Linked DNA regions of Mus musculus: region 2 is linked to region 1. The links are chromatin loops, found by intact Hi-C in ENCODE. Cell type or tissue: heart. All regions are shown on one strand. Links, peaks and the distances in the headings refer to the core of each region. The heading gives the core; the rest is flanking DNA. Region 1 holds the start of Il6st (interleukin 6 signal transducer). Region 2 has its middle 3.5 kb from the start of Gm33905.

What was found. A loop is a pair of places that touch in the nucleus more often than their neighbours do. Peaks named below come from ENCODE experiments on the same cell type or tissue, not always from the same donor. Only the 100,000 strongest peaks of a DNase experiment are listed, where the experiment ranks them.
Region 2: a loop joins it to region 1, with 2.7 times the contacts of the local background. A loop is called at or near these places in 4 of 42 quality-filtered maps.

What each region holds. Positions count from the first base shown.
Region 1 is chr13:112,461,357-112,465,747 of GRCm38, forward strand. Il6st (interleukin 6 signal transducer) reads left to right here and starts at 2,714. Exons shown (of 17, transcript NM_010560.3): 1 at 2,714-2,894. In heart, for the core only: CTCF peaks have their summits at 2,735 and 2,934; a DNase peak (open chromatin) is centred at 2,685; H3K4me3 peaks cover 2,490 bases; H3K27ac peaks cover 2,106 bases.
Region 2 is chr13:112,406,170-112,410,560 of GRCm38, forward strand. No RefSeq gene overlaps it. Among named protein-coding and RNA genes, the nearest start is that of Gm33905, 3.5 kb to the right of the region's middle. In heart, for the core only: no CTCF peak of the experiment used is centred there; DNase peaks (open chromatin) are centred at 1,212, 1,812 and 2,122.

The sequences.
Region 1 (4,391 bases), core at 271-4,270:
TCAACTAGGAGGCTGCACTCATTAGATGACATTAGGGCGGGTGACCAACTACAAGACTGACACAGAGTTTCAGAAACATTCCAGGGCACAGACAAGGAATTATGCAGCTATCCCGGTCAGGGCCAGATTTAGGTAGACCAAAGCAGGTAAAGTTTGTCTTCCACATTTGTCACCTTCATCCTAGAGCATGTGTCATTAGTTTTGCTCACCTGTCCTACTCACAGAAGGAAGGTGGGGCATATGACACTCCTCTACCCAGTCTTCTCCCTATACGCTCTTCCACCAACTGGTACTTATTATCAACCATATTTAGAACCAACAAGATGTTACAACGGGAAACAAAACAAAACAAAACAAAAACCCATACATTGCAATGTTCAATGGGGATTTCTAGTGATTAACTCTTAACTAGAAAGGGGTTATTTCCGGACCAATATTCTATAGAGGGGTCTGGAAAATCAAGCAACTTCCACAGAGTGGGTGCGTCCTTCTTAGTGTCTTGCAGTTCTGAAAATTCTTCATCAAGCATTGATTTATCTTTTCTGTTTAGGATTGTTTGTCAAAGTTGTTGGTTTTCTTTTTCTTTTCATGTTTGTGTGTGCCTTTGTGAGTTTATGTGCACCATGTATGTGCAGGGGTCCCTGGAGATCAGAAGAGGATTGTTGGATTCCCTGGAACTGAACTTACATTGGCTGTGAGCCACCTGAGATGGGTGGTGGGAATTGAACCTGGGTCCTCCGCAAGAGCATCAGGCGTTTTAACTGCTGAGCCATCTCTCCAGTCCCTTTGCTCAGGATTTTAATCACTCTCACAAAGTGTGAGTTGCTGTGTGGCAAGGCTTGAGCTGAGCCAATACAGACAAAGTGATAAGTCATGTATGCGAGAGAGGCAGTATAGGCCTTCGGATTCCCCACCCATGGTCCAAGGCAGGTGAATCCATTATAAAACATTCACCTCCTTCTATCCACAACCACCTCAGATAAACAAACTTTTAAATAAATGCTGTAATGCAGAAAGGTCTACTGAGGTGCGATGGCAGAGGAGTCATTCGAGGACACCTGATATTTACTGAACAGTGCGTCAAACCCTCTCGCTGTTTTAAATAAGTTCATTCTTGCAACTTAGCAGGTCAGAACCGTCCTCCTCATTTTGCAGATGAAGAAACTCAAGACTTTTCCAAGGTCACAGCAATGGGAAGTAACAACCGTAGGATTTGCATTTAAATAGTCGTTCAGCAGACCTACTAAGCACCTTTGTAAGGTCTTCAATTGAACAAAGGCCCTTACAAGTCTTTTCCCTCCATTCGATCTTGTCACACCCTGAGCAAGAGACAAACACATCTTTAGCTTCAGCACATCAACCACTAGTGTGTTTGAGACTCTTTTAGCCAGGCCCTTGGCAGTGTTTTTTCAAACTAGCTGACCAACAGCTAAGGGGTCATAATTCAGAGCTGGGGGTATAGAGATGCAACAGAGGCAAGAAAAGGGGGAGGGAGGGGCAGAGAGCAAGACTGCAGTTTGATCCATTTGATCTCATCTGAATTGTCAATATAACAAAGAACTTTACAATGACTAATTAATGGGTATTTGTTTGCTCTGCAAATCATTATGTTAGCCTTTCTTCCAAAAGTCTCTAGCCTTCTCTCTTTTTTTTTTTTTTTGAGTCATTTCTTCACTTTTAAAAGTTTTTTATTGGGAATTGTATACAGTATATTTTTACCAGATTTTTTTTTTTTTTTTGCTGTTCCCTCAACTTCTCCCACACACCCCTCCATCCGTCCAGCTTCCTGTCATTTGTCTCCTTTAGAGCAAAACAAAAGGTAGATGTTGGGAATGAGAAAATCAATTTCCATCAGTGGAGTTACACTGATTATATATTATATCAATTGCACTCCAAGGGCGGGCTCCGTGCTCAGTAAAAGATAACCAATGCAAATTGGAGTGTTTCTTTACAGTTACACATCCCTTATCTTTTAAGTTTCTCAACTTGCTTGTATACACACTACACACATACACACATCACACACGTGCACTCACGCACATTGCAGCCTTAAGGTCGTTTTCCAATCAAGGGAAGGGTGGTGGATTACAATGAAATAGGTTTTTCCTTGGTATTTCTAATCACACATCAGGCGACTCAAACCGCAAAAAGATAACAGTTTCTTGGCAGGTCACCAGTTCACGGATCAATCAATGACACCCAAACTCATTTACTAACAACAACAAAAATTGCACAGTAGCAAGGTTCGTTTACTTAAGCCTGGGTCCGAAGCGGTCACTATGGGCGAGTACAGTCAGGGCCACTAAGTCCTGCCCTGTCCCCAGGGAGTTCCCTTGCCTCCAGAGTCCCAAGGGCCTCCTAGCAGTCGCCGGAGGCTCGCAGGCCCTCTGGGGAAGACAGCCCAGGGAGACAGCCGAGGTCCGGGGAGAGGGGTCGCGGGAGGCACCTGGGTTGCTGTCCGCGACCCATTACCCTAGAGAAAATGGAACTTTCCGTTCCGGCCACCCACCCAAGTGCGGCGGGGAAGCCTTCGATCTAGTCTAGGAAAGGCGACCAGGCTCAGCCTCCGGAATCCCGGACGCCGGGAGCCGCGTTACGGGAATCGCAGAGGCCTGCAGTCCCGCCCCTTCGTCTCCGGCGACCCGGAGCCAATGGCCGCGCGCTCCGAGACTGACCAGAGCCAATGAGCTCGCGGTCTCTGGCTCCGGGGGGCGGGGCCGTGGGGGGCGGAGCTAGGAGAGCCCGGGTCAGCGGCGGACGGAGGGTGGCGTGTGCGGTCGGGAGGCCAGAGCTTCGAGCCATCCGGGCTGCGGCTCCGCTGAGGGACCGGTGGTGTGGGCCGGGATCCGCGGGGCTGAGGGACGCTCAGGAGCGGCGAGGCTCGCGTCCGGAAGGTGAGAAGAACAGGGCCCCGGCGCGGGAGGGTGCGGGTTGCCTGGAGCGGCCGCCACCTGGCACCCGAGGCCCAGCGGGGCCGGGCTGGACCGGCGCCGAGCGCACGCCCGGAGCTGGTCGGGCTGGCCTGGGAATCCCCGCATTCCTTCCCTCCCCGCTCCGGGCTCCGACTTCCCTGATGTTGTCACCCGCCTTCTCCAGCCGCGTTCCTGACGCACAGTTCCGAAGCCCCCGCCCCAAAGTCCTCTCGGGATCGCGCGTCCTGGGTGACCGCGTCCTGCGTTCTTCCAGTTCCCGTGCCGTGCTCCCTGATCCTACTCTGGACATGGCCCTAGAAAGTGTGGTCTTCTGTGTCCCGTGAAATGCTACCGTTCCCTGCTCTTGATGTTTCTTAATCCAGAGCGAACTTTTCACCCAGACATCTTAACATTTAGGCGTTAATGAAAGTCCAGTGTTTATAAATATTAACTTTCCCTTCGGTCCGTACCCTTCCTAATAAATCCCGCGTGCCTTTACATCCCGAGAGCAAGCCCATCATCGGTCTTTAGATTTTCACCTCCTCCCCTAAGCGTAAACGTGTCCCCTTCTCCAGCTGGCAGGGGGCTCTCTTTTGGATGAACAACCAAAATTCAGAAACTCAAAGCAAACATAATATAAAGGGCTTGGTCCACTTCTGTTCTTGTCATTTTTCCATTAAGAAGAAACTCGTTTTGGCTTAATTTGTATAGTTATTGGACATTACAGCAGCTGTACTGCTTAAAAGTAGTCAGTGAGTGCTGGAATGTCAGCGCGAATCTTCTGAAAAATCTTTGGTCTGGTCAGTGTTGTAAACAAACTCTTTTAGACCGTGTGTGACTGACTGACTGCCAGCTTCCAGTTGGAACGACTCTTAATTTGAAATTACTGACACATTATCAGGGGATGATCGTCATCGTCTTAATTTTCCAAGTTTGTGTTTATATTTATCATTGGGAATTATTTTTGAGCTCTGATCTGGAATGCTACATTTGTAGGACTAATCTGCTAGTCGGTTAAATTCTGTTTTCCACAGGTTTCTGGGGGTGGGGTGTGTGTGTGTTCATTTGCTTCTACTCACAAGAGAAAGAGAGAGAAAAAATTACAGTGGGGGAAAGGTCAGCTAAGGATAAACTTTATAGTAGAAATTTGTATTGTTGGCATTAGTGATTTAGAATATTACAAATACTGTTACCCGCTCATTTAAAGCAACATTCTTATGTAACTGGGCATTTTGTTCTGTTTTATTTATGACTTTGTGTTTTCATTTTGAAATAGTTTTTCCTAAGAGAATGTGGCATTTCAGTTCAGTGCTAGAATGAATACTGATTATTATATACCTATGAAGTGGGTGTTACAATATCTACCTTCTAGAAAAGGGAACAGGCTCAAAAAACATGGCTCCAAAGCCTGTGCCTACAAACTGTTGTGTTGATGGATCTCTTATCGCATTCCTACAGTTTGGTCTGGGGAGTTGAGTG
Region 2 (4,391 bases), core at 208-4,207, 55 kb before region 1:
GGCACGGTGTGGCCAACTCCCAATTGTCTGACATTTGGAATTCTGGGAAATTTTCAGAGGATATATAAATGCTAGAGCTCTGATAGGCGGGGGTCGGTCGGTGATAATTGATCACTTGGGGGGGGGAGGTTGGTCCAGTTTTGATAGTAGCTGTGCTCAAAGAAGAAACTGTAATTAGACAAACAAAAGGAAAGAAATTAGATTCAGGGGTATCTATCTATCTATCTATCTACCCTCCCTCTATCCTTGTTTCTCTCTTATCTAGTGTTAGGGGGTGAAACTAGGGGCTATCAAGGATGGGAAAAAGAAGAAGCCACAAAGTATTGAAGACAAGCTCCGTGTCCCCATCCCTGCTTCCCCAGCACGGGATTACAGGCACATACTGAGACCACTGACACCCATGCTCTTACATAAGGCTGTGGAGATATCACTAAGGGCTTCTTGCTTACAGGCATTTCATCAAATGTGCTGTCTCTCTGGCTCAGAGCACAGTATTATAAGGATGGGAGGAAACCGTGGGTTGTTTAAAGCAGGAGCAAGTGAAGCAGGAGAGAGATGGAATCTCCAACCCAGCTGTCTATAAGGCTGCAAGAGAAACCCAATGCCTTGAAACTAGTTGACAGTGAGAAGAAATCACTTCAGCAGTGATGGGAAGGAGGGAGGAAATGATGATTGCTTCCACAGGTAAGATTGTGGCGAGAATGGGAGGAAGTTCCTGTCTAGTGGTTTTATTTTCTCATCAAGTAGATAAAAATTTCCCACCTAGAAAAACTGTTTTCTTTCCTTCAGTATATGTGCCAACTTTATGATTATGAATTTTCTCTGATTGTGGTTTCTCCTATGAGTAAACCCAGAACTTACCATTAAATAATTACTTGTTTTCCTTTAACAAGGGGATCTTAACTCCTAGTCCCCAGAATTGCTCAAACCAAGATTTGGTGGGCATCAGAGTACAGATGAATTCGACCCTAGGTGGAATGCTATAGGCCTTTATCCACTGGCTTTATATAGGGAAGAAACATCCAGCCTTACAAGAGACTCTAAAGATGGCAGGTACCCCTATGTGCACGAATGACCTAGAACCCTCCATCAGGAGCACCCTCAAATGTAAGTAATTATCACAAAACAAGACCTAGCCATTCTCAGCAGGCAGCCATTTTCCATCCCAGCCACCAACAACATGGCAGCCAACTTATTTGCCAGAGTGTCCAAGACTCCACTCAGATCTGGAGAAGGAAGCAGGGAAGCTTCTCCTCTCAGGTCTCTGTCTTCACTCTGGGGATCCCATGTTGATGCATCGCAAAGGCAGATCCTGATTGGTCAGCAGCAGCCCTCTCCACCTCCCAATAAACACACCCACACCCACACCCACACACCCTTCCTGGGCTATTTCAAAATAAGAAAGGCTCATATCCATCCTTTAGCAAACTTCTGAAGAAAATTATCTGGTAAACTTCCACGTTGACTATTTCAAAACTAAGTAACATTCTGACTTTGTCAGTGAAATGAAAATTGGAAAGGAAAGAGGTGGGAAGCACCCGCCACTGTGGCAGAAAGGATAAACAGGACACAGAGTGAAGAGGAGCCATCAGAATGTGGAAGGGTTGTGCTGACCCAATCAACTGAGATGTAAAGGCATACAGTTGTTCCCCCCCCCCCTGCTCTTCATTGTCTAGCAAGCATTTTACCGTATTCCAGAAGGATAAAAAATGATTCTCTCCGCTGCTAGAAATGCAGCTACCAGGGAGACTTTTCTTGTAGAGAGAAAATAGCAAGGACAAACGGCGAGCCAAAACCAACAGTTAGCTATTCGTTTCCAGCTGGAAAAACGTATCATTTTTTTCAGCCACACCCCATGCTGTTGTGATCCCAGCTCTTTTTACGCCTAGAGTTTTTACATTTTCTGGCCTGACCTTAGCCCAGCATCTCTGATCCAAGTGCGGCTGTTTAGAACCCCACCACCACCACCACCACCACCACCCCCACCACCAAATCCTTCCATTTTCCTTGTCCAGCCTACCATGCTGCTTACCACGTCTAGGGAATAAAAAGTGGATGGTGCTCTTCTTCCTGGCCAATTGGCTTGGGCATCTCAGTCAATACAATTCCCTACTGACTTGGGGCAGACTGTGGCCCAAAGCACTCATTTCTCACTAAAAGCAATGGAAAATTCTTTGACATGGCCCCAACCATCACCACTCACTCTGGCAGAAGCAACCATCATTGTGATTTGTCTGCCTGGAGACAGGCAGGGTCAGAGTGAGCAGGATGTCACTTGGAAAGCAGGTTGTTTTTCTGCAGTGAATTTAGGTTTATTGAGTTTGTAAAAGCTTCATTTTGGAAACAACAAAGGCTATTGTTCATAATTAAGCGTCACAACCCTACATCCCGAGGCTTCCCAACCCTAAACAAGCATGTGTTAAGGACACTGGAACTTTAGGACTGAGGCCATCGGCTATAAAGGACACTATGTAGGTCCTGTTACGTTGGGAGGCTCACTGTACAAGAAGAAAAAGAGGAACCAGCAAGAAGACTGTGGGAGACAGGGTAGGTAAGCTATAGTCTTTGAATTTGAATTTGCATTCAATGGGAAGGAAGGGAGGAAAATGAAGGGGAGGGTTCCTGAAAGTATAGGGCTGCCCACTGTGATTCTCTCGAAGTCAGCTCCAGCTTAGAGATGTAAGGACATTAAGCAGAAACACATTTGGCCTGATTTCTTCAGTAAACCTGTCTCATGGGAAAAGAAGGAAGAGAAGATAGGGGTGTAACAGCTAAACGCAGTGTGTGGTCCACATGTTGGATTTGGTTTGAATAAGCCAGTTACAAAAGACCTCCTGAGACGAATCGGTGGTATTTGGGAATTATTATTTATTTTAATGTGATCATGATTATTATAAGTTTGTGAGAAAATGTTTTTATTTTTAGAGATGCATATGTGCACATTTAGGGTTGAAATAGTATTGCTTCTGGAGTTTACTTTGAAATATCTGGGTAAAAAAGAATAAAATAAATATTGTAATTACTTAGCAATGATAGATCATTTAGATAATTGGGATATATGGGTGTTAATCATACTCTATGCTTTCTGTCTATCGAAAAATATATAATGGGACAAGTTTAAACAAATAAAAGAGGCAAAAAGTCAAGAAGAGTCTAAAAACATCTGCAGGTCGGTTATTCCCTCAAGGTCTCTTGAACAACTAAAGGTTGGGTGCAGAAGGAAGAGCCCACAGGCAACAGAATCCAGCTGGTTCTCCAGGATGCAGCAGTGTCCAAGCAGACAAGTATTCAGACCAACAGAGCAATGGGATAGGCCCCAGGGAAGCAGGAAGAAAGGGGGAGGGGGAGGGAAGGGAGGGGGAAGGAAGGGGAAGGGAAGGAAATGAAGGAGGAGGAAGAGGGGAGAAAGGGGGAGGAAGAAGGGGAGAGGGAGGGGAGGAAGGGAAAGGTGAGGAAGAGGGGGGGAGTAAGGGAGAGGTGGGGAAGGGGGAGGAGATGGAGATTGATGGTAGAGCAGGGAGGGCTTTGAGGGGGAAACAGACCCGAGCCAAGGCTTGACCAGTGGGAAGTCCTGTTAGGTAGAAAAGTCCCTCTCTTCCAGCCAGGGAGCACTCTCAGACCCTATGCAGGGGCTGAGGTGACAGGTGGGAAAGGAGCAGGAGCACCCTCAGAGACAGGCCAGAGCTTTGAAAAGCCCATTTGCAGGGACTTTAGTCAATATACCCTTAAGAACCCTGTATCAGGACACATGCCTTTAATCCCAGCACTCCAGAGGCAGAGGCAAGCAGATCTTTGTGAGTTCAAGGCCAGCCTGGTCAATAGAGCAAATTCTAAGACAACCAGGGTTATACAGAGAAACCCTGACTCAACCCTCGATGCCACCCCAAATGACCTTGAAGTGACATGAAATATGAGAATGGAAGAGGACACTTGATACAACCCATTTCTCAGTGTGGTGGTTTGAATAAGAATGGTCCCATAGGCTCATGTATTTGAAAGCTTAGTCACAGAAGTGTAAATGTTTGGAAGGGTTACAAGGATTAGGGGGTGTAGCCTTATTTGACTATAGGTGTTTTCCTTGTTTGAGGTTTCAAAAGCTCCCCCAACCCCTCCCTCTCCCTCCCCCAACCCCCTCCCTCTCCCTCCCCCAACCCCCTCCCTCTCCCCTCCCCCTTCCCCTCTCCCTTTCCCCCTCCCTCTTTCCCCTTTCTCCTTCCCTCTCCCTCTTCCCCTCCCTCTCTCCCCCTCTCCCTCCCACTATCCCTCTCCCTCTGCCCCCTTCTCCCTCTCCCCCTCCCTCTGCCTTCCCCTCTCCCTCTCCCTCTCCCTCACTCTCTCCCCTCCTGCCTCCCCCTTTCTCTTTCCCTCTGCCTCACTTTCTCCCTCCCCCT